5 separate regions of the Mus musculus genome follow, and all the other regions are linked to region 1. Evidence: chromatin loops called from intact Hi-C (ENCODE). Cell type or tissue: heart. All regions are shown on one strand. Each heading gives the region's core, and the rest is flanking DNA. Links, peaks and the distances in the headings are about the cores only. Region 1 overlaps Col13a1 (collagen, type XIII, alpha 1). Region 2 has its middle 19 kb from the start of Mir7662. Region 3 has its middle 12 kb from the start of Mir7662. Region 4 has its middle 8.6 kb from the start of Fam241b. Region 5 has its middle 56 kb from the start of Fam241b.

Region 1 (6,360 bases), core at 859-5,858:
ATTTTCGAGACAAGAGACTGTAACCCGTGCTGCCCTCAGATTCTCTGTCCTCAGGCCTCCCTAATGCTCTGATCAGTGGTAACAGGAGGGGTGTGTTCCTGTGTGGGTCCACTCTTATTCTGATGTTGTCATTGCTGAGCTGTGACTCCACTCAGACCTTTTGAGAACCTGGGGGTATTCTGAGTTCCTAGGTCCTCCCTGCAAAGTGGGGAAGTTAGTGCTGGAACTGGGAAACCCTCAAGTCAGGGAAAGGGTCAGTTTCAATAAAGTACAACGTGAGATGGGCCATGTGGCTTTGGATTGCCTATGTGGGTTCTTTCCTCCTTAAAAAAAATAGAACATTCTATTTTGCGGCTGCTGGTAGAAAGATGGATGTAGAAAGAGGAATATGTTGCTGCCTGGAGTCTTTGTTACATTTCACTTCTGAGTGTAACCACAGTGAAATTAAAATGTGTCTGGAGTCCCTGCCACTGGGATGGGAAGATGCTGGGGCAGAGTCATGGGGCCATCCCGAGGGCTCATCAGACCAGATGGAGGCAAGTGTGAGGATCTGAGTTTAGGTCCCCAGAGCCCACATAAAGGCTCCCAGAGTCAAAGCAGAGACCTGAGACGCCCTAGAGCAACCCAGCTACAGAAGCTAGCCATACTGGCAAGCTCTGGATTCCATCGAGAGACTCCCTCTGCCTTGGAATATGAAGGAAGAGGGATCGAGAATGATTCCCGACACCACCTGGAGCCTCCACAAGCCCACACACTTGCTACGTGCACAGGCACCCACACATGTACCCACACACATGCAGACATGCACATATACACACACTGCGCACAAATAAGAGAATGGAGAAAAATTAAAAAAAAGAAGCAGTTTCCTGAGACCTTTACCATGCAGGCCCTGTGACTGGGAAACAATGTAACTGATTTCTTTCCCTCTCCTCTCTCTCTTTTTGAAACAGGGTTTTACTATGCAGCCCAAGTTGGCCCTAGATTTGAAATTTTTTGCTTCAGCCTCTCGACAGCTCTATTGTGTGTGTGTGTATGTATTTGTGTATATATGTGTGCATATGTATCATGTGTGTATATGTATGTATATATGTCTGTGTATTTGTATATGTATATATATATATTGTGTATGTGTGTATGTATATGTATTTATGTGTATATGTATGTATACATATATGTATGTGTATATTGATATACATATGCGCATGTATATGTGTATGTGTGTATGTATTTGTATATATCTGTATACATCTGTGTATGTATGTGTATTTGTGTGTATGGACATGTGTCACAACAGCAGACAACCTTAGGCGTTGATCCATCCACCTTGTTTTTTGAGTCAGGGTCTTTCTCCAGCCTGAGGCTTTCTGATTAGGCTAAGCTAGTTGGCTGGCTAGCAAGGCTGGGGGACCTACATCTGAGCATTGGATATCCAAGCATGGACCCCCAACACTTAGCTTTTTAACATGGGTACCCATGGGTACAAGCATGGGCTGAACTCAGGTACCCAGGCTTCTGCAGCTGGCTCATTACTGATGGATCCATTTCTAAGCCTGACAACTCCGTTTCTTTGTAAAAAGGAATTTAAAACCACTCATCTATTTTATGTGTATGCACACATGTGCATGTATGTGTGGGGACTACATACATGCTTGGCTCCCACAGTGGTCAGAAGAGGTGTCATATTCCCTTGGAATATGAGCTGCAGATTTCTGCGCACTGCTGGGGTGTTTTAAGCCACTGAGCCAATCTTTCTAGCCACCCCCATTTCCTACAAAACAACTCGAGGTTTGTCGAATGTGGCTGCGATCTAGTGGGGGTGTATGGCAGGGTGATTCTCCTTCACTGGAAAAGAATGTCACAAGAGGCAAAGCGCCCTCCTTCAGCTAGCTGTGCTTGGATCCACAGACGTCTGTGAAGCCAACAGTGTGCTCTGAAGCGGCTGTTACTAGAGATCATAACTCAGAAGAAAGCTTGAATGGGACATGTCCTCCATAGGCCAGAACCCTTCGCCTCTGGTTGGTGGCGCGGTTTGGAGAGGCTATAGGACCCATGGGGCGAGACGTCCCTCGCTGGAGCGGGCTCTGAGGTTTTATAGCCTGGCCTCACTTTCTGTTCTCTTGTCTGTTCCCTGTGTATGTATGAAATGTGAACAGCTTCCTGCTCTTGTAGCTCCCTGACATGATAGACTCCCCGCTCTGGATCCGTGAGCCCAAATCAACCCTTTGCTGCTCAAAGCTGCTTTGAGCTATGGTATTTTATCACTGCAACAGAAACAGTACAGAGGAGTTGGGGGGGGGGGTGGGGAAGAGGGACTAAAATGGCCAGAAGCCCTACCCAAACCTGAAGCAATGCATGAAGTCCCCTTTGCAGCCCCCAGGGTCCTCGGTATTGCTGAACCCTCAGTACTCAGGTGCGTTTAGGCCATGACTTAGGGAAAATGTCTTAAATGAGTCAACACTGTCCTTTTTTTGTTGAAACTAACATTTCCCAACATTGCTCCACACTTCTGCGGGTTCCTGCTTGCACAAGACAGAATGGATTTAATTTAGAGATTAACCAGGATCATGAATTGCCACGTTTTATTATTTTTTTCTTATAATAATGACCGTCAGTTAAAATGTAAAATATTGTCAGACACATGTAGTCTGGCAAACACCACCGACCTCCACTTTTTTTGTGTGTGTGTGTGAATTCACACACAAGCTCACAGCACCTCTGTGCTGGTGGGCCCCCTTTGGCACTGGAACACAATAATTTATGAAGCTGTGATATTTAGTAAGTGTGCACAAATATCATGCAACATTAGGAGCAGACGCACAGACAGAAAGTGTATTAGAAACAGATTTATACAAAAATGTCTTGTAAACAAAAAGGGAAAGGGGTTATTTCCTGTACAAAATCTGCAGGCTTTTCTTCTTTCTTTCTTAATGATCTGTAAGATGCATCATAGTTTGGGCATTTTCAAAAGGTGAAAACTGTATAAAAATAAATATCCTATATACAAACACACACAGGCCAGTCCCAGGTTAGAGGCATCACTGCAAAACAAAACCAGAACAATGGATAGTTAGTTTCAGGAGCACTGAATGCTGCCTCCCCTAGAGGAGAGGAGGTGGATTTGGTTCCTCAGAACCTCTGATAGGGAAGTGTGAAACTTTAAACTCGCTAGAGGGAAGACCCTCCTTAGGACTGTAAGATACCACTCCCAGAAGGGAAACCCCCCACTTTCACCTTGACGCTACTCCCTTCTGCAGCCACTAGAGGGCAGTCTCTCTACGCTGTCTTGGAAACCGCGCTATTTACTACATGTGTCCAGAAGTCTTTTGTGGTGTTATCCAGCAGACATAGGCTTCTTTAGATGCGCCTCCAACATGCTGTAGCTCTGGACAGCAGCTGTGGCTCCCTTGCTAAACTCAACATGTTCCATGCCCTGCTTACCAGGAGTATCTTTCTTTAGGGACAGGGGAGGGTTTTATTTAATGGATTCATGGCTGAAGGGAGTACAGATTCTTGGGAGACATGGCCCCTTCAATGCTGAATTTTTTTCCTTTCTTTGACTTGTGAGTACTTTTGGTAGCTAGGTGCTCAGTCTAGGTCTGATGGCTTGTTTGTCTCCCTACTTGCCCCAGATTTGTACATCAACAAGATTTCGAGGGTTGGGGCACGGGGTGCTGAGCCATCTCTGCAATTCAGAGTTAGTGGCATAGGGCTGGACTGGCTAAGTACAAAGTCTTGTGAGTGCAGGGTCTTAAACCCTACAATGAGGACATACTGATAACTTTGGTGGGTGGTGGTGGGGGACTGAGAAGATGCTGAGGGGGAGGGGAGGTGCAGGGAGACGGCACGCATGCGCGGCTGCCCACCATCTGGTTGTGGATCCTGCCGAGGACTAAGGAAGGCTTCTGCCCTTAGGCTGGGGAGTCCTGTGACTTGGGAGCTGCGGCTGAGAGGGATGGCCCTATAGTATTAAACTGACTGCTTTAATGATGGCAAATGACAAGGGCATTTTAAATCTGCTGATATCTTGGTGCTCGGGACACCTCCGTCTCCTAGGTGAGTGGATGCTGAGATTACGTACACGTAGCACCATGCAGGATTTACGCAGCGCTGCGAATCAGACCCAGGGCTTTGTGCATGCTAAGCACTCTTATTAACTGATCTATATACCTAGTTCCTTAAAATGTCTCTAAGTGTTCTGCAGGTATGTGCAGTGAGATGTTTAATGCCCTGCCCCTGCCCCCGCTCCGCCCATCAGCTAACCGCTGGTGAGGTAGCAACTTTCTTGACCCACTCACATCTTCCTGTCTCATCTGCAGAAAAGCAGGTGGGAAACTGCCAACTTTATGGCACTGTTGAGAAAGAGCAGCACCTTTGACGCAGAGCTGCATGGCCTTCTGGGAATCTTACCTTGTTCCAGCAGCCTTGGACTGGTAAGCCATCTTCTCCCTGCATGGAAGCAGAGAACGCTTAGGCTCTTGAGATAGTTGTCTGAGCAGACAGGTGACAAGGACATAAACATTTCCATAGCCTTGGTGGGGCATGGCCTACCACTGCTGTCTGCTTCCATTTTTGCTCTGGGTCAGAATCTTGGAAGAGGGAAGCATTTAGATGCTACCGTTTTCCCTTCGGTTAATGCCCAGTGTGCTGCAGGGCAAGGCTAAGAGGCTACTGTGGCCCGTGGGGTCAGCCAGCACAGGTAGATGCCCACAGCTCAGACTCTGTGGAGTTCTAAGAACTCAGGTCACTCAGCACGTGGACCTCCTGGCCTTCCTCTACAAACCTGGTGGGGATGGGATGGTGTTCCGGGGGGCCCCCAGCCTGCCTGAGCTCATCTCTCTTCCTAAGCAGTGGGAGATGTCATCTAAACAGTCCCAGATACTGGTCAGTAGTGGGTGGGAACAGGGGCTGGTAAGAGACACACAGCCCCAGGGGGATTGCAACATGATTTTGAGATGACTTTCTGACCCTGCCTCTGATACACCCTGGAATTTGGAGTGAAATGAATTATCAGGGTGGGAAACTGTGTGCTCTCTGAGGCAAGGCAGCAGCAGCCTCTGGGTACTGCCTGTGAGGGAACCCTCACCAGGCTTATTGGGCCTGACATTCTGGCTTCTCTAGCACATCCTGAAGCCACCCAGGCATCTTCCAGAGGCCAGGCTGGCGGGGAAGGCCAGGTGGTGTCTTAAGAGTTCTAGGTCTCAGTCCCATCCTAGAATTGCAGTCTAGGGTCTCCTCCACCCAGCCAGCAGCGAACCTCCCAATCACCCAGCATGCTGCAGCTACTGCCCCAGCCCAAAGAAACCTAGCATGTGTTCAAGTTATGTCAATAGCTTTTCCACCATTTCCCCATTTCCGCCAGTCCAAGACAAAGAACACATCATTATTGGAACAGATATCATTTTGAATAGTCAAATGATATCTGTCCCCTCTGGGCTCGGAAAGGACTATAGGGGGCATGCATTTCAGTTTCATGGTGACTTCTGTCCCCTTTGCAGTCCATCATGCCATGCCAAGTCACCCCATTGCCTCGGTACGGCACACTACACACAAACTCTGTGGAGGAGAGGGGCCTTTGAGGGCATTTCCCTCGGGACATGGATGATGGCAGGGCACAGTGGGAAAGTAGGCAGAGGGCGAAAAGAAGGAGCCTTTGAAGAACTGAGAGCACACAGGTGGGGGTGGGGGAGAGTGGGAGACATGGAAGGGTGGGATGGGGGCAGGGCATAACTGTGGTCTAGGAAAGACCCAGTTTTAATGAATGGAAATGCTTTGGAAGTCAAGCAAGGCAGCCATGCACACTGCACCCTGGGGATGTGAAGGTGGGCCAGCAGTGTCAGCAGGCTTGCTACTCCGTTCGAGTGACCTATGCTGGCTCTGTTGTGCTTGTGGCCTAAGACATCTCTGGTGCCCTTCAAGGAACTGTATCAACCAAAGAGAATTCCTGAGTGACAGGGTGGAGGATTTGAGGCTGGGAGTTGGGTGGTGACCGCAGCCTCTGGATCTCCTCGGGGAAATGGAAGGCAAGCAGGAACATCTGGACCTGCGCCTGCAGGGTCAAGCGTTGCCTCTGTTTCTTTTATAGTTAGCTGAGAGGATCATATAGATACTTAGGAAGTCAACATAGGAAGTCACCATCCAGAGCAAGACTAGGTGTGGGGGAAACCAGCTCCTGGGTTTCAGCTCCAGACATGTCAGGAATACCTGACCACCACCTACCTCCTCCTAATTGCATTCTAGACCTTTCCACTTCTCACTTCATAGTGAGCTACCTTAAGTAGAACCTTCTAGGTCTTTAGCATCTAATATCTGATGCTGGACCATAATCTAGTTCTGATGGTGACAGTTGAGCTATCACAA
Region 2 (6,360 bases), core at 472-5,471, 340 kb after region 1:
GTCTAAGTCTAACGACTAACCAAGGGAGAGGCTTCCTCAGAGTCAAAGGACTAGCTGTGGGCAGGGAGTCAGAAAATGCTGGGCGCAGCCAGCCACAGTGGATCAGGGTTCTGAGCCAAGTTAGAACCCTTTGGCCCACTGCAGTGGAGCACCAGGAAAGGTGGCAAGAGGGTGTCTAGGGAGCGGTGGCTGCTGCTGTCATTATTTGCCGATTTTGTGTGTGTGTGTGTGTGTGTGTGTGTGTGTGTGTGTGTGAAAACTCCATGTTTCCTGACTGCTTCAGCCCCACACCATTCTCTTAGTCTTCCAACTCTTTCTCCTCCCTAAGAAGCTAACTGGAGACCCTCTGAGAATTACTAGGGACCAGACTTCCCTCCTTGACCATTATGAGAGCAAGGGTAACGTGTGTGTGTGTGTGTGTGTGAGAGAGAGAGAGAGAGACAGAGACAGAGACAGAGAGACAGAGACAGAGAGAGAGAGACAGAGAGAGACCAAAGCCCAGAGAGGTCCCTAAACTGTCCTTGTTCTGGTGGGTGTGGCTTGATCTGAGCTTGGCTCCCACAAGTCCCGCCCATTCCACTCTTTGCCTGAATGCCCCAGGTGGTGGGGGTCAGAGTTGTTCCATCCTTGGGGACTAAGCACTTTGTGGACCACAGTGCCCCCCAAAACCCTCTACATAGTAGATGAAGATACAATGTGCTGATTTGGAGAGGGCACTGGCCCAACAGTTAAAAATCCTGACAGCCAGCCACCCTCCCTCACCCAAGCCTTCTGTCTCAGCCCCGTGTCCTGCAAGAGTCTTCTTTGGACAGACGTGTTCTGGCAGGGGAGAGGGATGTGCTGACGAGCCACAAAGGGGCTCGCTGTGTGGCCTGCAGACTCGGAGCTTTTGAAGGCCGATTTGCTCTGGCTGGGCCTGAGGAAGCCGGAGCTAATTTCCTCCTAAGGGGGTCTGCAGCCCTTCCTCCCAAGGGAGGGAAAGCTGGGGAGGGGGCTGGGCTTGCCTGACCTCTGAGACTGTCAGTCTTTCTCTGCCTCCTCTACCCACCCTCCCACTTCCTTGAAGCCTGGAGCATGAAGTAGATCCACTAAACAACACCTTGAACTCCCAGTTCCCTCTTATGCACTTAGCCTCGAATAAACAAAGTTAAAAGCAACCCTGAGCTAGGAGACACCCGTTGCCCTGGGGAGGTGGAAGGAAGCGTGGGCAGCTTGCTTGATTGCAGCTATTTGAGCCTTTAAAGGCTGAGGTTCAGGAGATGCCCGGGTTTGCTAACCACCCAGATTCCACGCAGGTCCTGACCACCCCAACACCTGCTGAGGCTTCCAAGTGTTGGGTAATTCAAATTATCTCTTTTTAGAATTATTTTCTACTTTCCCCCCCCTAATTTCTAATTTCTAACTTAAAAAAAAAACCTTTATTACATTTAATTAGTTAATTTAGAGTGTGTGTGTGTGTGTGTGTGTGTGTGTGTGTGTGTGGTGTTTGCTCACACATGTGGAGATCAAAGGACAGCTTCTTCTCCCCTATCCTGTAGGTCCTGGTCCTGCGATGGGACTCAGGCTACTAGGATAGCAGCAAGTGCGTCTAGCCGCTGAGCCTTCTACCTCGTCTCCTTATTTTATCTTGTATATCAAATTTAAATAGTAGACTTTCAACAGAGTGAAAAGGCAAAGGGCAGACGTGAGGAGCTGGGGGCTGGCCTCGTGGGGACAGAGGGTTGTGAGGAGCTGCCCTCAGCAGCCTGGAGTCTTGGTTCTCCAAGTCAGGTTCTCTGTAAGAAGGGGCTTGGGGCCTGGAGCTCTGGCCAATGGCATAAGTTCCTTCCGGCCTACATACAGGTCCCCAAGTCCCTAGAGGGGCTTTTTTACTGTCTGCCTGCCTGCCTGCCTGTCCGTCTTTCGGTTGGTTGGTCTCTCTCTCTCTCTCTCTCTCTCTCTCTCTCTCTCTCTTACACACACACACAAGCTTTCTCTCTCTCTCTGACTCTCTCAATCTGTCTCTCTCTGTCTTTGTCTCTCTGTCTCTTTCTCTCTCTTACACACACACACACACACACACACACACACACACTCACACACACACTCACACACACACACACACACACACACACACACACACACACAGAGTCACCAGGTTCCCTTCTTTTCCTCTTCCCCTCCCCTCCCTCTTTCTGCAAGGCCCCTTCAGGAGCCCCTTTGTGAGGTAATTGGATTTCTTCCCTTGTTAACTTGCAATGAAAATGTCATCTATCTATTCCGGGCCACCGCCAGGGAGGGGCCAAGCCCCCATTCAGCAAACCAAGGCCCAGCGCTCTGTGACGCTATTCAGGCCTCCCAGCCTCCCAGTGGGGCAGCTGCAGGCTGTCTTCCCTGACAAAGCACCTCTTCCACTCTGTCCTACCAGTATTCCCAGCCTGAGTGTGGCCCCGACAGGGCTGGAGTTGAGTGACTAGATTCTGAGACTTCTGGAAGCCCCTTTGGTCAAGAAGAGAAGGATTTGATTTTAAGTGCAGCCCCCGAAGATGCCACCACCAAATTTGGGTGCGTGTGGTGGAGCACGGTGGGAATTCTGGGATGCTTAAGAAGCAGGAGAGATTACAAAGGACAAATGCTGTTTGGGGGAGATGGGCATCCAGAGAGTTAATCACTGTCAACTTGACTGGGTTTTGAATCACCATGGAGACACACTCCGGATGACTATCGTTTCCAGAGAGGTTATACTGAGGAGGACAGATCCACAGTGGATATAGGCGGCATCGATTGGTGAACTGGAGTCCCACACTGAATTAAAAAAAGAGAAAATGAGGCTTTGAGGGATGACCCAGTCTGCAAAGGGCTTGCTATATTGCGCAGAGCCTAGCTGAGCACGGCTATGCGTTGCTCTCTGCTTCCTAGCCGTGGGTCTCAGGTGACCTACCTCTTCTGCTCCAGCCACCTTGACCTTCCTTGGGACAAACCCTTTCTCCTTTAAACTGCCTTTGTCAGAGCATTTTAGCTTAGCAACTAGAAAAGCCGCTAAGACAGTCAGCTGGTACATCTGAGCCTTTTGACAATTTGGGGTGAGGGACTGGAGGGCGCTGGTGTTTCTAGTTGACTTGTGACTGGGGCGCACTCGATCAGAAAGGACAGGCTATGGCCAAGTAGCAAGTGGAGCCTGTTTGCTGAGTTCCTTTATAGTTACTGCTTTAGTGACATCAGATCAGACCATTTTCTCCTTTTCTAAGAAGGGGGTTGATATGGTGTAGAGGCTGAAGGTAGACTCAGTCTCTGGCCTTCCCTCCTGCCGTGTATGCCCAGGTTCTGAGAGGCTCCACGACAGCCATCTTGGAGCTTCCTCTGGACTTGGTCTGGCACACGGGCATAGATTCGCCCGCTGGCTCCTGGGACTTCTGAAACCCAGTTCAGAGTTCGCACCCCAGGAGAGCAAAACAGATGTCTGAGTAGAGGCTTTCCCTTTATTGATGAGGCTTTAAGGCAATTCTACCATTCCCTAAAGACAACAAAAGATAGTTTTCTTACTTTCTCCTCTTCTTTGTGTTTTAGCAACAGTACTGACTCATGAGTGAAATATTTGTAAGATTCCAACCCATGACACATATTATCCCCATTAAAGCTCATGTTGATTTTGCCTGGTGGGAGCCTCCTTAACTTGGCTCTTAGGTCTTTGACAACATCTTGGTAGCCTTGAGAAAGAAAAAAAGGGCATGGAAAATTGGCCCAATATAAGAAGAGAAAGGGGCCCTTATTCTAGAATCTAGTTGAAGCCTCTCATCAGCAGCTGAGCAAGGAAACCCAGCCCAGTTACCAGCTGCTCAAGGCCCTTCCTTCTCTGTGAAAGCAACTTTTCTTCACCTGATGTAATTGTCATCTCCAAGGCTTAGTGCCTGAGTCAGCTAACCTAGGCCTAGTCCTGGAAGCTTGCAACCTCCATACGATGCAATCGAGGCCTAGAATGTTCAGCCTCTGAGACTTACTTTGAGTAAGCTCACCCTTCCTAGTTCTTCCTGAACTCTGGCTGGCTGGTTCCACTCAGCTGTTCTGGCACAAAACTCTTCTTCAAGGAGACTGGTTCAATCCGGCTTCTCTCCTACCTTCTCCTGAAATGCTCTGCTTGGCCTCATACTAACTTTGACATTTATGTTCTAATCTTCTGGCTCCTTCTCATTCTCTGGCTTGTTCTCTCTCTGCAACCTGTGTCTGTACGACTGTCCCAGTAAAACTGCCCCCTCTCTATCTCTCTCTCTGCTTGGCCCCTTAAGTAGTTTCCCTTTCCTCTCTGTTCTTGTGAGAGTTGGGCATATCCCATTCTGTCAAATCTTTCTCTGATTCATCACTTTGTCTGCCACTCAATTAGACATCACTTTTAAACATGGGTGTTTCCTTCTACAAACTAACTTTACCTTCATTGTTTGGGATTAAAGGTGTGTACTAAGGACATGTCTGCATTCCAGCTAGAGGGATTAAAGGTCTCTCTCTCTCTCTCTCTCTCTCTCTCTCTCTCTCTCTCTCTGTGTGTGTGTGTGTGTGTGTGTGTACATATGTGTGCTAAGGCTGAATCATACCACATCTAGAAACATATTTTTCCAGTAAACAACACAATCTCAGGGTTCACCATGTAATTAAATATCCTGCAACACTTCTTCTCTAGCTACAAAGGATACTCACTAAGCTCCTTGAGTGCCATTGGTGGATCCTGATTTTCCCTACTAGCTTATGGTTCCATCCAGGGTCTTATCAGTGCCTCCTTGAATGAAATCTTATCGAGAGAGAGAGAGAGAGAGAGAGAGAGAGAGAGAGAGAGAGCAAGCGAGCTAGGTGTGGTGTCGAATACCTTTAATCCCAGCACTCCAGCAGGCAGATCTCTGTGAGTTTGAGGCCAGGCTTGTCTAAGGAGTTCCAGGACAGCCAGGGCTACACAGAGAAATCCTGTTTCAAAAAAAAAAAAAATACAAAGCAGGCAGACAGACAGAGAGACAGACAGACAGACACACACACACAGAGAAAGAGGGGAGGAATCAAAGAATTTCTCAGTAACCTTCTGAAATGTAACTTGAGAGCCCCTAAAACAATATCAGAGCTGATGCTTGGACAATGTCTTAATTAGGGACTTGCTGCTGTAAATAGACACCATGACCATTGCAAATCTTATAAAGGACAATATTAATTGGGGCTGGCTTACAGGTTCAGAGGTTCAGTCCATTATCACCAAGGCAGGAGCATGGCAACATCTAGTTAGGCATGGTGCAGGCAGAGCTGAGAGTTCTACATCTTCATCTGAAGGCCACTTGCAGAATACTGGCTTCCAGAAGCAGCTGGGATGAGGGTCTTATAGCCCACACCCACAGTGACACACCTACTCCAACAGGGCCACACCTTCTAATAGTGCCACTCCCTGGGCTGAGCATACACAAACCATCACAGACAAGTAGCCACTTACTGAAAAGCCCAGACTCAGACCTGGACACATCTTACCCCACCTACCCACCCACTGTGGTTTTCCTTGGGAAGTATATGCTCCCACTCAAGTGACTCAGTTTCTTTACAACACTTCTCTTTCTCTTAACTACTCCAGCTTAAGCCTACATTAAAATATTGTTAATAAAACTTCCAATTCTGCGTCACTATACTGTAGGATAGTCTTGAAACCAAATCAGTGTGGCTCCAGGCAGGTCCCTAAAATGGGGGAAGACCTTGGGGTGCTGAGTGTGGAGTTGTGTCCCTTCACCCCAGGAGCTGCCTCAATTCTTCCAAGCCTGCTACAATAAGATGGCTGTCTTAGGTAGGGTTATCATTACTGTGATCAAAGCAACTTGGGGAGGAAAGGGTTATGGCTCACTTTTCCATAGCACTGTTCATCACTGAAGGAAGCTAATGCAGGAACCCAAACAGGGCAGGAACCTGGAGGCAGGAGCTGATGCAGAAGGCAATGGAGGGATGCTACTTACTTGCTTGCTCCCCATGACTTGCTCAGCCTGCTTTCTGATAGAACCCAGGACCACCAGCCCAGATATGTCACTGTCCACGGTGAGCTGAACTCTCCTATACCAATCATTAATCAAGGAAATGCCCCACTGGCTTGCCTATAGGTCAATCCGCTGGGGGCATTTTCTCAATTGAGGTTCCCTCTTTCAGGATGACTCTAGTTTGGAGAGACATTGTAAAGACAGGTTTGACCACAGCCCACGGTCCCTCTTCCACATGCTCCCATTTGATTCACCTTGTTTGCCTTGGGATTGGCTTTTGGGACAATGGGAGCTGTTGGGGTAATGTCTATTTATGTGGATGAAAACGATTCTCGGAAACGAAACGTCTATTAAATGAGCAAGGAAGAGGAGCCTAAAGCCAGAATCGGTTGTT
Region 3 (5,985 bases), core at 927-5,926, 340 kb after region 1:
TCTGTCTTGTCCTCCTGCCTCTGCCTGCTAAATGCTGGAATTATGAGCACATGCCACCATCCCTAGCTTATGCAGGGCTAGGGATCAATGCCAGAGCTTTGTGTGTCTGAGGCCAGCATTTTACCAACTGTGCCACATCCCAAGCTCTGTTTCCAAGTTTTAAATAAAATAAAAGACTTGGGGGCTGGATAAATGACTCAGCAGTTAGGAGCATATTCTGCTCTTCCAGCGGACCTGGACTTAGTCCCCAGCACCCATGCCAAGTAACTCATAGCTGCCCGTGACTCCAGCTCAGAGGATCTCAAGCCCTTTTCTGGTCTCTGCAGACAGTGCTGTACATGCACACAGATGCTCATAAAGGAGAACAAATCTTAAAGGAAGAAAGGGAGGAAGCAAGCAAGCAAAGCCATCTAGCTAAGGCTAAGGTTCCACTGGGTCCCATTTTCCTTCTCTCTCCCTCAGAGACTTACGAATTTTAAATATCTCCTTCTATTCCTTAGCATAATACCTTCCCTTCTTATAGCAATACTAGTAAGCACAATATATCATATTAGCAATTACACATAGAGGGTCCAGAGAGATGATGGCTCAGCAGTTAAGAGCACCAACTGGCTGCTCTTCCAGAGGTCCTGAGTTTAGTTCCCAGCACCGGCGTGGCTTGAAAATAAAAGTACTCCAAAGAGGCCAGGTATTGCAACACACATCACAGGAGGGAGGGAAAGAGAGAGGGAGAAGAAGGGAGGAAGAAGGGAGAGGAGGAAAAGGGAGGAGGGGGAGGAAGAGGAGAAATAAAATAAAAATTTTTTAGAGTCTACTTTGGCAACTTTTATTACAGCTAAGATTTCTTTAATCTGGAGTATCTGAGAGAGCAGGGAGCACCTGTCACAGGATGCTCTGTCCTCACCACATCCTCTCCCTTTGGATGCCAGGAATGTTTCTCCAGCTGCTCCGCTATATCTCAAATTAGATTTTCGAACATTTAGGTCTACTATTTTTTTTAATAGCCATTTGTATTTAAGTGTGCATGTGTGGGTGTACTGCATGCATATACGTGTGTGTGTGTGTGTGTGTGTGTGTGTGTGTGTGTGTGCAGGAAGAGCCAGAGAGTGCAGCAGATCCCCTGGAGCTGGAGTTACAGACAGTTGTGGGCTGACTGACATGGGCGCTGGGAACTGAACCCAGGTCCTCTGCAAGAGCAGGATATCTTATCCACTGAGCCATCTCCCTAACCACATCTAATTTTCATTGAAATACTATACTTTTTGTTGACTGTTGTCCCCTACCATGAATTGCCTTTCGTTGTGTGTGTGATGCACACATGCGCACACGTACACACTTGTGCACATGTACACCCATGTTGTATTCATACATGCATGTTTGCACATGCATGGATGTGTAAGTTTGTGCAAATGTGAGTGTGTATGTGTGTGTGTGTGCATAAAGGCCCCAGGTAAAACTAATCAGCTTATTGTGTGGATGCCTCATCTCTATCCCTGTATTCTGGGGTTACACACAGGCTGACTGCCACATCCACACAACGTTGTGTGTGTTTGGGAATCCAATCCTCACATCTGCATGACAAGCCTTTGTTCACAGAGTCATTTCCCCAGCCCATGACCTTCATTTAATAGAAGCAGTATTCTCTTGTTCCTTCGAAGGAGCCTGTTTCAAGTGAGGGGTTTTGTCACTATAACAAATGCATCAGAAAGAAGCTTAATGGAGGAAAGACTTGCTCACAGTTTCAGAGGGCTCAGGTCACCCTTGCTTGGCTCCACACACTTGGACAGACCACCATATTGATGGGACTATGCAACAAAGGACTGCACTTACTTCACGGCAGCCGCTCACTTCACAGCAGCCCAGAAACAGATGTGGGGGAGGGGCACCAGGCCAGGACAAGGGACAGTCTCCAAGGACATTTCTTCTGTTAGGCCTCATCTCCAAAAGTTTCCAGCCCTTTCCAAAACAGTACACTAGCCAGGAACCACAAAGCTTTAACTTCTCCTTTGTGAGAAATGTCTCATATTCAAATCCTGACAGCGTCTAAAATACAAATTATTCTAAATTGGACATTAATCTATTTAATGTCATAGATTCATCTGTCAAGTATTTACTGAGTATCTGGTGACACTCTGAAGCTGCCCTAATGACAAGATGCCATTGGAAGTGGGGGTTCTGAGGTCCCTGGTACTCAGCCCTGGCAAATATTCTCCACCTACTGATTCTTCTTTGGCTTGGGAGTTGTTTTCAAATCCTCCAGGAAAGAGGTGACTCCGGTCTGCCTTCTACTTTTAGAGCCCTCCTCCTTCCCCTCTTCCTTCTCCTCTTTCTCCTCTTTCTCCTCCTCTTCCTCCTCATCCTCCTGCCCCTCCTCCTCCTCCTCTTCTTCCTCCTCCTGCTCCACCCCTCCCCCAACCCCACTCTGGCTGCCAGAAGAGTCCAAATGACTCTGAAAGGCCCAGGACACCTGGCTCTGGAGCATCCATAACCAAGGCCAAGTCAGCACCCAGAGGGCACCTGAGGCCAGCGGGCAGAGCCCCAACCCTGGTTCAGTGTCTGCCTTCCTAGCTCTGCCTCCAACACAGCCTGTGTCCTCAGTGGATGCAGATCAGGCTTTTTCTAGTCACGTGATGTCTTTGGTTCCCTCTAGAGGTTGGGGCCCAGAATGTCTATTTTGGCTGATGGAGAGGACACAGGACCAGTGAGAGGACAGGCAGCTAGCTCAGTCACCAGCAGAGTGGCAGGTGGCATAGAAAGGCATCCAAATGTGTGCAGCGATTACATCTAGACACCTCAAATGCTTCTTTGGGAAAGGAGAAAGAGGCTCAGAGGGAGACAAAGATTGGGCAAGGCTACATTGTGTATCAAGCCTGGTCCTCTGCTGGTCAGAGGTGGGATACAGCTAGCCCACTGTATCCCAGAAGCCCCAGGGGCCATCCCTGTCTGCTCCAACCACTGCCCATCATCTTTTAGTCAGAGGTACTCAGTGACTGTATACCATGCTTCTGGAACAATCTAAGCTCTGTGGAGACAACAGTGCACGAGGGCACACACACACACACACACACACACACACACACACACACAGAGCAGATCAAAATCTTGCTTTAAGTGGTCTGGCAAGCAATGCAGTAGCAATGTGAGGCCAGTGATACTTGAGTGTGGATGCATGCGTACATGTATGTGTGTGTGTGTGTGTGTGTGTGTGTGTGTGTGTGTTGCATCCTGCCATCAGCAACAGTGGAGGGAGAGCAGGTACTGAGCACCCTCCTTCCATGTCTAGTCTCCTGGCAAGGTAAAGATGGCCACCCTCGTGTCGCAGGGTGAATACATACTCCCATGGTCTCATTCTGGCATAGAAGTCCTGCCCCTCTCCTTAGCTTCTTCCTCTCAGGCTCTTGTGAATGCCCAAAGGCCCAGACTTCCTCTAGTGATTACATAATGATGGAGGGACAAGGGCTGCACTGGCAGAGAGAAACTTCATTCATTCTTCATTCCTGGTGCCCTGCCAGGATGGGGCAAGGAGGAAGCACAGGACCATTATGGAGGCCTTCAAGGCCTGACTCTTGTGATTTCTCCTGATTATGTAACTTTGGTGAGCCACCTGGCCTCTCTAAGCCCCTCCGTCCCCGCTGACACATTGCCACACAATAACCAACCACAATAATCTCCTTTCCCTGGTCTATGCATCCACGAGGTCAACAATTTGTTTTGAAACAGGGTCTCATCTAGCCCAGGCTTGCTTCAAACTCAATATGTAGCCGAGGCTGGAGACTGGCTGTGAATTCCTGGGCCTCCTGCTTCCCATTTCCTATGTGCTGGGTTTACAGGCCTAGGACACTAGGTCTCAACAGTGATTTCATTAAGACTCCATTACAGTCCAGTAGCTGGAGTGTAATTTTTAACCTTCTTCACCTGTGGTCCGTCCTTTTGGGTGAGGAGGAGCACAGTTGCTGAGCTTTGGAGTGTGTGGAGACAGCGCCACCTAACGGCCATATGCTTCCGTTCCTGCTGTTTGCTTTTGTTTTCTGACTTGGGCTCTCAAGACTGCGACTCTGGCTCCCCCTAGGGGCTGGTGGGGACTGGCGCTCCATCCCTGAAGTTGTGGGTAAATTGTCATCCCTGCTAGGTAATACAGACGTGATCGTAGGGTAAACTACAGAAGGGTTCACGGCCTGGCCACACGAGAGCTGCTTCTAAAATTTCTCCCCAGAGGGAGACACAGGTAACGTCTACCCTCCCTTCTAAGGTCGCAAGGACAAACCAAGGCACAATTTCACCAGGGTTCATTCTGGGGAACCGGTCAGGTTTGGGGGCGTCCTTACAGAGCACAGGTAAAAGGTTACTTAAAGGAGCGTGGGTGCTCCTCCCGCAAAAGGCTGGAAAACCTTCACTCAAAAGGAATGGTGACTTACCCAGGGCTGCATAGATGGAGATCCAGTTCCCAGCCTACACTACTCCAGCCACCGGAGGCCAATTGCAATTAAGGCAGAGCGGCTCACCACAGGTGTTTGGGAGTGGCTGATGAGATTCTCCTGACCCTACTACCCCCAACCCCTCCATTAGGGGACACAGTTGGGATGACTGTTTTGTAAGAAGGCACAGAAAAACTTTCCCTGCATCATGGTTACTTGGCTGGGAAGATTGTCACAAGGCTCCTCCTCCTCCTCCTCCTCCTCCTCCTCCTCCTCCTCCTCCTCCTCCTCCTCCTCCTCCTCCTTCTCCACCTCCACCTCCTCCTTCTTTTTCGAGACAGGGTTTCTCTGTGTAGACCTGGCTGACCTGGAACTCACTTTGTAAACCAGGCTGGCTTTGAACTCAGAAATCCACCTGCCTCTGCCTCCCAAGTGTTGAGACTAAAGGCGTGTGTCACCACTGCCTGGCTTGGCTTTTCTTTCTTTCTTTCGTTGTTTCTTTCCTTCCTTCCTTCTTTCCTTTTTCTCGTCTTTTTCTTAAGAGGCAGGGCTCACTGTTAACCAGGCTGCTCCTAAACTCCTAGGCTTCAGCTCTCTTTTCACCTCACATTCGGTACCCAGGACAGCAGGCGTGTGCCACTCTGGCAACTTGGTTTTCTTTAAATGTATGTGCACTGCACATGTGCAGGTGCCCTCAGAGGCCAGAAGAATGTTGGATTCCCTGAAACTGGAGTTACAGACAGCTGTGAGCCACCGTGTGGGTATGGGAACTGAACCTGATTCCTCTGCGAGAGCAGTCAGTGTTCTACACCAAGGTTGAGAGAAAACATAGATTTGCAAATTATACATATATAGTAAGTGGCTTGTATCTAGAATATATAAAGAGTTCTCCAAACTCAGTAATATGAAAACTAAAAATACAGTTTATTAGTGTATGTGTGTGGATGTGTGTGTGGTGTGTGCAAGGGTGTGGTGTGTATGTGTGTGTGCATATGTATGTGTGTGGTGCGTGTGTATGTGTGTGGTGTGTATGTGTGTGTGGTGTGTATGCATACATGCACATGATATACATTTGTGGGTGTAGTTCAGAGGACAACTGGCAAAACCTGGCTCTCTCTTCCCATTTGTGTTGCCCTTAACTACAGAGCATTCTTGCCAGTCCAGGTATGTTTTTTGCATAGATATGCAAATGTTCATTGCAATAACAGAATAAAGTTGTCACTGAATACAGCAACGCATATCTTTGATCTCATGGACATCTTTGAAGTTTGAGGCCAGTCAAGGCTACAAGTCTCTCTTGTCTGTCTGTCTGTCTGTCTCTCAACAAAAAATGCTAAAAATGCCCATTGATTGGTAAATGCATAAACTAACTATGGTGTGTTCATACAATGGAACAGAATACAACTTGGCCACAGAAATGAATGGCTTTCAAAATAATTATGTTAAATGGTAGTAGCCAGAGCCTTAAAGAGATCTCGTGAGTCCTGTCTCATAAAGGCTTTAGAAAAGAGACTGATGAGCACGCAGAGACAGAAAGCAGCTGCGGGAGGGGGCTGCCTTGAGAGGCAGC
Region 4 (6,360 bases), core at 584-5,583, 260 kb after region 1:
AAAACCTTCAAGAGTTGGGGCCTACTGGAAGGAAGTTGGGTCAGTGGGGACACACCCTTGAAGGGGACCTTGGGACTCCCTCCCTGTCTCTCTTCCTACTTACCAGCTGCCCAACCTGGCCTCCTGACCTGCCATGTTCCCCCCCACCCCCAGCCACGTGCCCAAATCAACAGGCTGAGGAGACATGGCTAAAACCATGAGCCACAGTTAAGGTTTCCTCCTTGTGAAGTGATCTTTCTCAGTCAAACACAGAGTGTGACCCACCCACCCACCAAAGTGGTGAGGAGGTCCGTTTGCCTGAAGCCATCAAGGGTATAGGAGAGAGAGAGAGAGGCCTAGAAACTGTTACTCGGGAAACACAACATACTATATAGATGATTCTTACTAGTACAAAATGGAGCTGGAAAGCAGATTGGCCACAGGAATAAAAAGAAAATGAAGGAGGAGGACGGGAGGGAAGAAGGGAGAGAGGGATGCGGAGGGGGGGAGAGAGGGAGGGAGGAATCACCAATGTATCAAAGCCAGGCAAGATGAAAGCTGTCTGCCACCTTCTCTAAGCCCTCAGTCCCTCTCTGTGGCTCATCCGATGACGATGACCAGCCTTCCTACCTGGTCCTCAGAGCTGCTCTCAGGACAGAGCTGGCTCCATGTGAACTGATTTTAGGCTAGAATACTGGAGAGGACAGCCACCAATCCTCACCCCGCCCCAAGTCCACCTAAGATAGACTTTAGGTGATATAGATCGACCTGGACACCTAAAGAGAGCAGCGGGACAGGATCCCAGGGAGTCTGGTGTGTCACGTGTTCCCTAAGAACTCAAGAGCCAGCACTAATATCCCTTCCTGGGCTGCAGGCCTGTTTCCATGGTTACGGAGACCCTCATGCCGTGTAAAGCAGGAAGGGAAATGGACCACAGGTCCCCGGGAGCCCAGCAGCCTCTCCTAGCCCTTCCTATCAGCCCCTCCCCTCCCCTGCCCACCTGCCCCTCCCACTAGGATCCTTTGTGTTTGACTGTTCAGCAAATGCCTCTGGGGGGTCCCTCACCCCCCTCTGAGCCCCCTCCTTCTGTCTGAGGTGGCACATGTTCCCTCTTCCCTTGACTGATCTATCTGGCAGAACAGGGAGAGAGGACTCTTTAATGAGTCTCCTGCCTTCATTTATTACTGTAATGGCTTCAACTTGGGGGACAGGGGCTGGCAGGCATTTAATATGTTTTCATGTCCACAAACACATTCCCTGCTTGGCAGGGAGAGAGGAGGTCTGGTTTAGGTTTGCACTGTGGGGGTGATTTATAAAAGACACCAGTACTGGGGACTCCCCTGCCAGGACTTAGCCTCCTTGTAGCCCTAGCTCTCCCTTTGGCCTCCCCTAGTCCCTCCAGCTCAAATGCTCCCCCTTTTAGCACCCTGCCTGAGGCTGGGCTTGCTTCCCTATCTTCCCTATGCCCACCTTCTCTCCAAAGCCACTCAGGGGAAAATGGCTGCTGACAGACACCCTCAGGTTGCATTTGATGGCTTCCTGCATTGACTCACATGGCCTCAAAGGGTATTCTGGGTAGAAAGGAAGGAAAGTAGGTCCATTTTGACACATTTCTCTGTGACCACCCACCTGGGGCTGCCGAAGTGCTTTGTGCATGATGTTGCACAAACCCTTGGCAGAACAAAGATACTGGGAAGAGAGATGGTGTCCCTCCCTTGGCTGGTAGACTATTATTCAAACCACTGACCCCGGGGAACTTCACACCGGTAGAAGGAAAAGACTGAAGTGTGATGTAGCCAGAGGAGGAACCTGGCCATCACCAGCAATTGATCACGACTCTGACTGCTTGTCTGCCCACCTTGCAGAAAAGACTTGGAGCAGAAACAAGGGTGATGGGACGGACCACATGCCCTGGCCAGGGTCACTCCACTATGCACACCTCTAGTGCTTTAGTTAAACTGAAACAACATGTTATTGCTTCAAGTGTGGACTTGAGGGTCACAGGACCTCTTTGTCTGTTTCCTTTCAGGGTGGCCGTATTGTGTGCATCTCTTCTCTCCACTTCCATTGGTACTTATCTCTGTAATCGATCTATGGAGGATGGGTGGCTAAGCCTAGCTCCTTAGGGCTGCCAGTGTACAAGCTCCGATCCTAAAACTACAGTGACAGCATAAGAGGGGGATGTTTGCAGGGAAACCTTGTTTTAACAAAACACATTGGGACATCATGGCTGGGAAAATGCTCTGGGAGAGGCATCCTGGTTTACTATGATTGAGAAAGAACCATTTGGGCTCCATTGTCCCTAAATAGAAGCTGCTGAAATATAGAAAAAAAAAAAAAAAAAGCCACAAATCACTTCTCAATGAGGTGAGAATCTCCAAGGCAACCTGCCCAGGGCTGAACACCAGGAGGCAGGAGATGCATGGTCACCATGGAAACCACATCCTAGAAACCCATTGGTATTGGTTTGCCACATTGCAGATGAGGTAATGGGGGTGGAGCTAGACCTGCAGGGTCCCTGGAGACTAGAGTAAAGAAAGGTGTGGGAGGAGGAGAAAAGGAAAGAGGGAGAGGGTTGGAGAGAGAGAGAGAGAGAGAGAGAGAGAGAGAGAGAGAGAGAGAGAGAATATCTCGATCCAGGCCAGGCTCTAGGCCATCTCTCTGAAGCTATATGAGGGAATGGGCCAGGAGCTGAGATGAAACAGATAAAGAAACTGGCCTAAAGCCCAGAAGGATGAGCAGTTGTAGCAAGGTGCCACCATATTGAAAGTCTTTATGGATGTATTCCATCTCTCTAGGTCACTCACTCAGCATGAGTAATTCTCTAGTGCTGCTCCATCGATGATAAATTCAGAAGGATTTGGAATCAGAACAAGCCTAGCTGGGTCCCTCAGGTCCTCCGTTGACCCTGGGTGCTCAAGCACAGGGTGCGAGCTCACCCGCAAAGCCTGCCTCTGGCTCCAATTACTCTCAGACACGTTGGCTGGTCCTTTTCTTCCTAGAAGCTAAGTAGCACCACCTGCTGGTGGTCTCTGGAAGCAAGGCAGCAGTGACTAGTGGTCTCTCCCAACTGTGCCTCTGACAAATCTATCTCTTCAAGCAGGTGGGAGACTAGGATCCATCTCTAATCACCCTCTGGTGTCCTGGGGACCATATGAGTCCTGTGATAGAACGAACCACAGAACACAGCCTGCCCAGATCATCAGTTGGCCATGTGACCTCAGCCAACCATTGGCATCCCTGGGCTACAATGCATGTCCATGATAAGGAATTTGTATGAAATTCCCCCATTGGGGTTCTTGACAGCTTACACAGCAAGCATTATCCTGTCCTGCAGAGGACAGTTCCATCAAATCTGAGGAAGGAGAACACCCCAGAAATACAGTGCCATGTGTCTCTCAGCATCTACGTGATTTAAGGCAACCTGGTGCAAGAGGGCCCACCACCTCCACTGGCCAAGAAGCAGGAGCTAGGCCCAACAATACTACTGTGCAATCAAGCCTGAGACAGTCCACTGCAGCTAGCCTGCCCTCCTCTGATGTGGAGAGGATCCCAGGGCTCCTAGACATATATCAGAGGAGCATAGCTGGGAACCAGAGCTACCCACAAGGCACTGTGGGGACTGGCCTCTTCACCCTTTGACACAGGAAGGTCTCCACAGTGAACAGCCACTCAGAATGCAGAGATGCAGGCCCTTCCTGAAGCTGGCTATCGGGAGATTAGTGCTAGACCAGTTTGGTGGGTGGGGATGGTAGACCTTAGTCTGGGCAGCTAAGCTCACAGCCCAGCTTTCCCGTCTGGCGTGACAACATCCTTGTCCTGTTTTCCCACTGGCACAGCCAGGTCTACCTCTCAGGGTCTGCTGGAAATTAAGCTCTCACGCTCCATCTTTCCAGGATGAAGCCTGGTCCACAGCAACACATTCATCATGATGCTCCCTTAATCTAGACGATCTTCCAACTTCTTGCCCTATCAAGAGCGTGTATACAGCAGGCTCCTGGCTGTTCCCTCCACCTGTAATCCTACTGAGCACTTGCTGTATGCAAAGCACTGTACCAGACAGCAGGGCTAGAATGACGGGAAAGGTAGTTTGGATGCAATAACCCACAGAGCTTCTGGTCTAAAAGAGAGTCAGGAGATGGACAGACATCAAACTGACAGACTCACAGCAAAGCTGCTGAAGGACCATATGACAAGAAGGAGTGAACCTGAGTGGTCAGAGAATTATCTTTGGCTCTCTTCCTACATGCTGGAAATAAGGGTGTGATGGCTGGTGCTTTGCAGCTATTGTGGATTCTGAGGCAACGCTGGGGTGGCCATCATTCTTGAGAACTGTATTGTCTGCTCTTGGCTTTTATGAAGACTGAGGGGCCATTTATTCTGTTTTAAGAACTTCAGTTACCTAATTGCTTCTCTGCCCTCCAAACCCTCTGAATCACATGCCTAGAATTAGTAAGGAACAGGCTGTCTCCCCATTAGCCAATAGGAACCTGGGTCAGAGGAGTCTGGGCAGGTTTTGGTTAAATTCACTTGAGTGGAAGGAATTGGCAGGAGACAGAAGTCTTGCTGAATAAAGCAGGTTAGAGATGAATCCGGGGTGACAAGCTGGGACCAATCTTTAGGGCCATCTGCAGACACAGCTCTAGAGTCAGCAGTTAAAGACAGGCCTGAGAGAAAGGACTCAAAGCCAGGAGGCCCAGCCTCCACACCAGAGACTCCTCAAGTCCAGCCCCCGGCTAACCAGGACTATGCCACTCAAAGACTTCAGGGTCAGTGACCAAAGGATCAGGCTTGAATTCTACCTCTGACTGATTGAGATGGCCAGGCAAGCTCTGTGGGACCTTTGCATCTTAGTGTACTAAAGGGGCGATGACAATGGGTTGTGTCTGCACAATCGTGCATGCCCACAGACTGATGCAGATGGACACAAATCTGGTTTGTTTGTTTGTTTTTTGAGACAGAGTCTCTCACTAGTCTGGAACTTGCCAAGGAGGCTAAGCTGACTGGCCAGTGAGCCCCAGGTATATGTCCGTCTCTGCCTCCCACCACAGGATCACAAACGTATCACCACGCCTGGCTTTGCGTACATACATATCGGAGAGGGCAGGTTCTGGGAATCAAACCCAACTCCTCATGTTTGAAAAGCAGTTGCCTGCCTGAGATGTTTCTCCAACCCCAGGCCAATTTCTTGACAGCCATACCCTACAGGTAGTAACCAGATTTAGACATTTTCCTCCCCCCACCACACACACACACTGGAATTTTAAAAGCAATTTGAACTTTAAATATTCCTAACACCGTCGGCAGCTTTCGTTGGAGTCCCTTAGGCTGTGGTCAGATTTAAACCACTTCTCTGTGCCACTATGCCTCAACCCAGACTCTACCTACACACTTCTTACTGGGCCCAGCAATGGCTGTAGGTAATCCACTCTCCCCCACTCAGACAGGGCACCTGAGACACGCCTGCCCAGAGATGCAACAGATCTGCCTGACAAACACTAAGTCACTGGCACCCTGGGAGAAATGACAGCCATGTCATGTGTCACATTGATTTAAAAAAAAAAAAACCATAGAGCACCACACTCTTGAGCAAAGCTAGGAGGGGCTGAAAGGGGCTGGTGGACAATTTCTGGATGTTCTGGGCTAGATGTTTGGCCACCCCTACTTACAGAGCACACAGCCCTAGAAAGGGACCAAGTCTCCCCGACCCCCACTGGGCCACTTCATGTGTCACCAGAAATGTGGACTAGAAATAACCAAGGCTGTGAAATGGCACTAAGAGAAGCCATGACTCATCCTCCCCCAGCGGTCCCCAGGCACGCCAGCTTCAGGTTTCCTGTACTGAGGGGTAGAGAGGAGACCATACACCCAAGAGAGCATCTTAGTAGCCAGTCTGACTTCCTCTCCTAAGCCTGCATCCCACTGGTGAAAAGGGAAAGGTCCACTTTGATAAAATGACAGGAGGCTTGTAACTCTCCCTGACGCTAGACTCAGACCAGGGTGAAGCCACAGTTAAGTGTGGATTAGAATAAAACTGTAGGTGCTCGCCTCCAAGTATCTCCCTGGAAGGAAGCCATGCTCCTGTGCAGACTTTCCACCAGGTGGCGCGATGAGACAACTTTCAAAACACAGGTTTACAAGGCAAGCCTGTGTCTCTCCCAGGTGGGTACAGATATAAAAGCACATTTTTTTTTTTTTTTCTATCTCATGGCTTCCCTTCACCTTAACCCTGATGCTCATCAAACAAGGTGGCAGAGGAAGACAGACAGACACTGGCTGTGCCAAATGGGTAACCACCTACTAAGCTCTGCTATGGGCAAGAACAGGCCAGGCCAATATATTTGCACTTGACAGCTGATATGGTGAAGGTGACCATCCTAA
Region 5 (6,360 bases), core at 878-5,877, 220 kb after region 1:
GAAAATAAGGCAGCTTGACTTCCTAACCTAGGACGGCACAGAAATTTGCTCTAAGGATCTTGGGCTTAGAGATAAGCATTCAGTTTACAAAACTGACAGGAGAGATGGTTCAGTGGTTGAGAGCACTGGCTGCTCTTTCAGAGGTTCTGGGCTCAATCCCCTGTAAGCACACAACAGCTCGCAACTGTCTGTAATTCCTGTTCCAGGGGATCCGACACCCTTACACAGACATACATGCGGTCAAAGCTCCAATGTACTGTAAAATAAAAATAAATACATTTTAAAAAGAAATCACAAATTATAAATTAAAATAAAAATCAGACTGCATCAAAAATTTTAAAGTTTGAGCCAGGCATAGTGGTGCACACTTTTAATCCCAGTACTCAGGGGAGGCCGAGGAAAGTGGATCTCTGTGACTTGGAGGCCAGCCTAGTCTACAGAGTGCTTTCCAGGATAACCAGGGCTTCATAGAGAAACCCTGACTTGAAAATAAATAAATAAATAAATAAATAAATAAATAAATAAATAAGTGTGTCAAGGTTGCTCTTTTTCAACAGACAAAGTCACAGAATGAAGACAGAAATATAAGCCAGATACTAGGAGAGATTATTTGCATTGCATCCAACAAAGGCCTTGGGTCGAGTCTCCATGAGGGATCTCCGGCTCGGGGGATGGCTCAATGCATACATAGCGCATTTACTGTACAAGCCTAAGGACCTGAATTCGAATCCTCGGAATCCAGGTAAAGCTGGATGCTGTCCCATGCATCTGTAATCCCACGGGAGGCAGAGACAGGAGAATTCCACAGAAGCTCAAGGACCAGCTAGCCTGTTTTCTACACAAGTAAACAAGAGACTCCGTTTCAGGGCTGGAGAGATGGCTCCATGGTTCAGAGCGGACACTGGCTTTACAGAGGACCTGAGTTCTCTGCCTGGGACCCACATCAGGTGACTCACAAGTGCCTGCAACACTAGCTCTGGAGGGATCCAGCTCCCTCTTCCAGCTCTTGTGGGTAGGCGTTGCACTCATATGCATAATCCCACCCCCTACACACGTAATTAAAAATAAAAATACAATCCGAGAGGGGGAGAGGGAAGGAGAGGGAGGGAGGGAGGGAGGGAGGGAGGGAGGGAGGGAGGAAGAAACCCTGTCTCAAACAAGGTGGAAATCAAGGCTAACACCCAAGACATCCTCTGACCTTCATATATGTATATGCATGTCTGTGCTTATATGCAGGAACACATACATACACACACACACAGGGAGGGGAGGGAGGGAGGGAGGGAGGGAGGGAGGGAGGGAGAGAGAGCGCGAGCTCTTATAACTCATAAGAGGAAGAAAATGGCCCATGTTTCCAAGTGTATAAACATAAGACTAAGCAGGCCACTCACCAGGGCTAACACACAAACAAGCCCATGGGAAGACACTCAGCATCACTGCCGTCAAGCCCATGCAAGTCAATGCCCAGCATAAGCTGCTATGTCGACTAAAACAGGCTCAGGTGGGCTAGCTACAGCCATGGGACCTCTGGTGAGAGGCTAGACTGTAGGCTGCTTTTGAGAACAGTGTAAAGGTCTCTTTTTACACCTAGGGATTTACTCGGGCAAGGTGAAAGCATGCGTCCCCAGGCGTAGGGCCCCTGAGTGGTGGCAGCAGGTGCCGTGAGTGTGCAGGTGGTGGGACTTCCACTCGTCCATAAGAACTGATTAGCTATGGATGTAAACAATGGTCTGGAGACTGTTGGGGTCATTAGATGAGGCCTGGGGATGGGGTGGGGTAGGGGGCTCTAGGGGTAAAGTGCTGAATTTGCAAGCTTGGACCCTCAGCATCTGTGTGAGAGCGCTCGCATCACTGCAAACTGCAGCTCCAGCCTTGGAAATGGACAGATCCCAGGGACTCAGGGATTCAGCCTCTGGCTGAGCCAGGGAGCCCAGAGTTCCGTAGGAGACTGTCTACCATCCTCAGGGGGAGAGTGACTGAGGAGGACCCTTGAGCTCGGCCTCTGGCCTCTACATGCACACGTGTGCATACACACACTTTAAAACAAGGGGTAAGTAGGCTGAATGAGAGAAATCAGACACCGCCCCCTGCAAATCAAAAGTAGAGATCCATTCATGGAACATTCTTGAAAATGTAAACTTAGCCTATACCGGCAGAGAGGAAATCAGAATTTGAGGTCAACAGAGAGGTCCTTTGCCTTGTAGTCAACATTTCATACATGACACCAAATCGTGTTCACTGAGGACATTTTAGACACGTGAGAATCATGTTCACCAGTCCATGTCTTGGGGTAACTTGTGTTTGCTTGGTTGACTTGGTTTGGCTCTGGCCCAATGAGAAGTGCAGAAAATCAGACTTGCACCAACCCCACACATTTCCAGCTGGGTTTGCCAGCTGCCTCTTGAAGACCTGCGGAACCCACTCTCAGCAGCTGGTGTCGTTCACACCCTGTCTACAGTACTGTCAGCTGCTTACATGCTAACCTTCTCCCCACCCAAGGAACTGCAGAGACCCTCCTCTTGGGTACCTTTACATGGTCATCTTCTTCTTCTTCCTCTTCCTCCTCCTCCCTCCCCCACCTCCTCATCCCATGCAGAATCTCATGTAACCCAAACCCTTGATTTTCCTGTGTCTACCGCCTAAGTGCTGGGAATACACACACACACACACACACACACACACACACACACACACACATACACACACATACACACACATACATACACACACATACACACAATACATACATAACACACATACTTGCACACATATACATACATACATACATACATGTCTTACCACCTCTGGCTGGGGTCAAATCCAGAATATTGTGCACACCCTCCAAATATTCTACCAACCTTGACCTGGTCTTATTTAACAAACAAACAAACAAACAAACAAACAACAACAAAAACCTAAGAAGCCAATATTCATACATTAGGGTTCTGTACCCTAGAACAGCCTTAACAAAGCAAGCCTAAGGTACTGGTTTGGATGCCTTGGCAACTGACCTTGGCCTGCTAGGTTGTAAGAATTCTAAAGACTCAGAGCAATCGTCTTGCTGACTTGGATGGATGGATGGATGGATGGACGGACGGACGGACAGACGGACGGATGGGTGAGGCACAGGCTATTTTTTCTCATTTTCTCTTCTACCACAGGCCTCCTGCATTTGTTGGATTGCATGGCCATGATCCTGACTGAGTGTTGCTGCCCCTGGTCCTCACCTGGTGAGCACCCTACATGGTGAGGGTACTACTTGGTACCTCACCTGGTGAGGCTCTACATGCAAGCTGACCCCTGCCTCTGTCAGAATGACCCTGGTCCTAGCCCCAAGTTCTATGACCACAGATGCTAAACTATCCACGGGGACCTAGGGTCATCACGCACAACAGGGGCATCCAGAGCATGAGCTGTACTGCTCAAAGTGGGAGCCTCCTGGGAACACAGCAGAAGCTGGGCTTCAGGCTTCCACTTGTAAGCATGAGACCCTGTGGGCCAATGCTGGTGCTGATGGAAATGATGGATGTGGTGGAGGAGGAAGGAGGGAAGGAGCTCATTTCCCCTGTGACCCGTTGTCCAACCTGGCTTTCACATCTATGGACTGCGGCGTCTGGAAATAGAAAAAGAGACATGGGTTGGTCTTCCCTAGCTTAACTTCCATCAGCATCCTCCGCTCTCTAGACATTTAGAAGCAACAGGTACATTTGTCCTTCTATCTGCTTCCTCAGAATCCTAATCCCTTCCCTTCTGGGACTAAAAGGTGAAATGGCTCCAGTGTCCAGCAGAGGGCACCCAGGGCCTTCTAGCCAAACCATTTCCTGGGTGCCCTGATTGAAGTCTGTGTCTGCTAGCACACAGCTGGGCTGGTGGTTAGAGGCAGCGGCTGATGGCAGATTCATTCACTCCTGGACCACCCTCCTGGTCCTTCCTGAGCTGTGAGCTGTCTGTGCCTTGGGGTGGGTAGTGGTGAGCTTACAGAGGTCTTGGGCTGGGGGCTTTACAGGCTAGGTACCCTTTCTTGATATCCTCAAAGTGCCTGTGACAGAGTGGATGGACACCCACTCAGAAAAGCCATAATGCTTTGGTATTTCCATCTAGCTCTACTCTTGCATCTGGGATCAGGAGCCTGTCTCATGAGGGCTTTACTAAGCATCTTCAGTCATATAAAAATATACCTGCACAGGTAAGGGAAGCCTTCCTGGTACTTCCATCCTGGTTGCCTGTCAGTTCTAGGCGGTCTGTGTATGTGCGGATTCCCTCAGAAGTCAGAGACATTGGACCTGTGGGTTGTGACCCCTTTGGAGTTTGACCCTTTCACAGGGGTCACCTAAGGCCATTGGGAAACACTGATATTTATATTATGATTCGTAACAGAGGCAAAATTACAGGTATGAAGTAGCAACGAAAATGATTTTATGATTTGGGGCACCACACCATGAGGAACTGACACAGCATTAGGAAGGTTGAGAATCACTGCCCAAGAACTTAAGTTATAGGCAGATGTAAACTGCCCAGTGTCGGGGAATCGAACTTGGGCCCTCTAGAAGCACAGGAAAAGAAGAACAGCTTTTGCTCTTAAGCTACACCCCCCCCCCCCCGTTAGTTTTCCAGGGAGGGTCTCATCTCACCCAGACTGGCTTCCAAGTGCTGTGTAGGCAAAGAGGAGTTTTTAAAGATGTATTTAATGTTAGCGTATTGGTGTTTTACCTGCATGTATGTGTGGGTGTCAGGTCCCCTAGAACTGGACTTACAGAAAGCTGTGGGCTGCCATGTGGGTGCTGGGAACTAAACCCGGGTCCTTTGGAAGAGTGGCTGGTGTTCTTAACCACTGAGCCATCTCTCTAGTTCAAAGATGATTTTAAACTTCCGATCATCCTGTCTCCAGCTGCGGCATGACAGCTGTGTGCTACCACATCTGGCTTAGGCTGTGCAGGTTTATTCTCCAACCCAAGGCCTTCTGCCTGCTAAGCAAGTATTCTACCAGCTTAATTCCACCTCCAGCCCTGAGCTGAGGGTTTTCAGAAGTCAAGGGGAGCCATTGCAGATTCTTGGGCAACAAAATGCCCTAAATACAAGATCTAGAACAATGAACGTAGAGCAAAAGAATAAATGTGGAAGAGAGTTGAGCAGGAAGGAGACAGGTGAGTGGATGGTCCGTCTCAGAGCATCTGGTAAACCTTCCACATCTGGTGTAATGTCCCCAGAGTCTCTGCAACTGGGAGAAGAGGTATAACCTCGTGATTGAGAACAGTCAGGCAGCCTCCGTTCGAGTCCTAGATCTTCCACTTACTAGCTAGGTGACTTGGACCAGCAACCCAACCTCTCTGGAGTTCTCCTTTCCTGGCCTGCAGAAATGGACTGGCTGGAACCCATTTTGAGAAGTAAATTAATGAATGAGAAGTAAATGAATTAATTAATGGCATAAGGCACTCAGGAAACAACAGCCATGTAGCAACCTCTCAACAAACAGTGTCTACAGTCAATGCTGTAATGACCATGAATTCCTGGCTTTGAGCAGTGCCAAGCCAGCCTGGCCTTCAGAACAGGGAGGCTGGTGAACAGGTGGGAGCTGTCGGAATACATGACAAGCCCATCTCCAGAATGGAAGGGTAGGCTGGGCTTGGGGGCAGGTCCCTCCAGCAGCCCCCTCCCCAAGGTCGTCTAGCTCCCAGTCCTACTGGGAGTGGGTCATGCATGCTACAAGGTAACTTCCCTGCCTGTGGTCCTATCTCTTAGCCGTGGGGTACAGGGGAAGCCCCCTGACTCTACTCTATCATCCCATTTCTAGAAAGGTCACACTGGATAGCCCACCCTACCCCCTACCTCTCCCTCTTTTGCCACCAGTCCTGGTTCAGACCCCCACCCCCACCCCAACATGCTAATATACCTTTCAAGGCCCAGGTCCAAAGAAGTGATCCCTGGCCCAGTGTTCTGCATTCTAACTTCTCTCCCCCCACCCCCAGGGTTTCCTTAGCATGGTAGCTACTAATAGCCCTAACAGGTCCTCCATTAGAGAAGCATAGCTGCTCTCTGAGTTGCCCTTCTGGGACTTCGAGAACAACAAATAAGCTCACTTGTTGCGGCTTGAAGCAAGCTGAGGGGCTAAATTGAGGATCCAGCAGGACTGAGCTGCCACCAAAGGCTTCTGGGAGCAGCGCCTGTGTGACCAGGTCAGCCTGCTGGGTCCCAGTAGCCGGCTCCCCTTTGTGTCTTCTTTTGTCTTTGACTGGTCACTGGCTTTTGGGGGCTCGCGAAACCGGAACCCATGCAAAAGCCTGGTGGGCGTGGCAATGTGCGCCTCTAATCCCATTGCTGGGAAGGCAGAGGCAGGAGGGCTCTGGGCGGGCAGTCTAGCTG

The links. Hi-C counts contacts between places; a loop is a spot of excess contacts. Peaks named below come from ENCODE experiments on the same cell type or tissue, not always from the same donor. Only the 100,000 strongest peaks of a DNase experiment are listed, where the experiment ranks them.
Region 2: it touches region 1 in a loop (2.6-fold over the local background); 13 of 42 quality-filtered maps call a loop at or near these places.
Region 3: a loop joins it to region 1, with 7 times the contacts of the local background. A loop is called at or near these places in 13 of 42 quality-filtered maps.
Region 4: it touches region 1 in a loop (10-fold over the local background); 17 of 42 quality-filtered maps call a loop at or near these places.
Region 5: a loop joins it to region 1, with 2.8 times the contacts of the local background. A loop is called at or near these places in 2 of 42 quality-filtered maps.

Annotation. Positions count from the first base shown.
Region 1 is chr10:61,835,668-61,842,027 of GRCm38, forward strand. It overlaps Col13a1 (collagen, type XIII, alpha 1), which reads right to left. Exons shown (of 41, transcript NM_007731.3): 40 at 4,411-4,449; 41 at 2,567-3,041. The coding sequence ends at 3,039. Among named protein-coding and RNA genes, the nearest start is that of Gm40674, 6.2 kb to the right of the region's middle. In heart, for the core only: a CTCF peak has its summit at 3,261 (motif pointing right); no DNase peak of the experiment used is centred there; H3K27ac peaks cover 1,195 bases.
Region 2 is chr10:62,172,415-62,178,774 of GRCm38, forward strand. No RefSeq gene overlaps it. Among named protein-coding and RNA genes, the nearest start is that of Mir7662, 19 kb to the right of the region's middle. In heart, for the core only: no CTCF peak of the experiment used is centred there; no DNase peak of the experiment used is centred there; H3K27me3 peaks cover 1,103 bases.
Region 3 is chr10:62,179,225-62,185,209 of GRCm38, forward strand. No RefSeq gene overlaps it. Among named protein-coding and RNA genes, the nearest start is that of Mir7662, 12 kb to the right of the region's middle. In heart, for the core only: a CTCF peak has its summit at 4,038 (motif pointing left); a DNase peak (open chromatin) is centred at 4,007; H3K27me3 peaks cover 1,282 bases.
Region 4 is chr10:62,099,277-62,105,636 of GRCm38, forward strand. No RefSeq gene overlaps it. Among named protein-coding and RNA genes, the nearest start is that of Fam241b, 8.6 kb to the right of the region's middle. In heart, for the core only: a CTCF peak has its summit at 3,011 (motif pointing left); no DNase peak of the experiment used is centred there; H3K27me3 peaks cover 4,369 bases.
Region 5 is chr10:62,051,784-62,058,143 of GRCm38, forward strand. No RefSeq gene overlaps it. Among named protein-coding and RNA genes, the nearest start is that of Fam241b, 56 kb to the right of the region's middle. In heart, for the core only: a CTCF peak has its summit at 3,786 (motif pointing right); no DNase peak of the experiment used is centred there.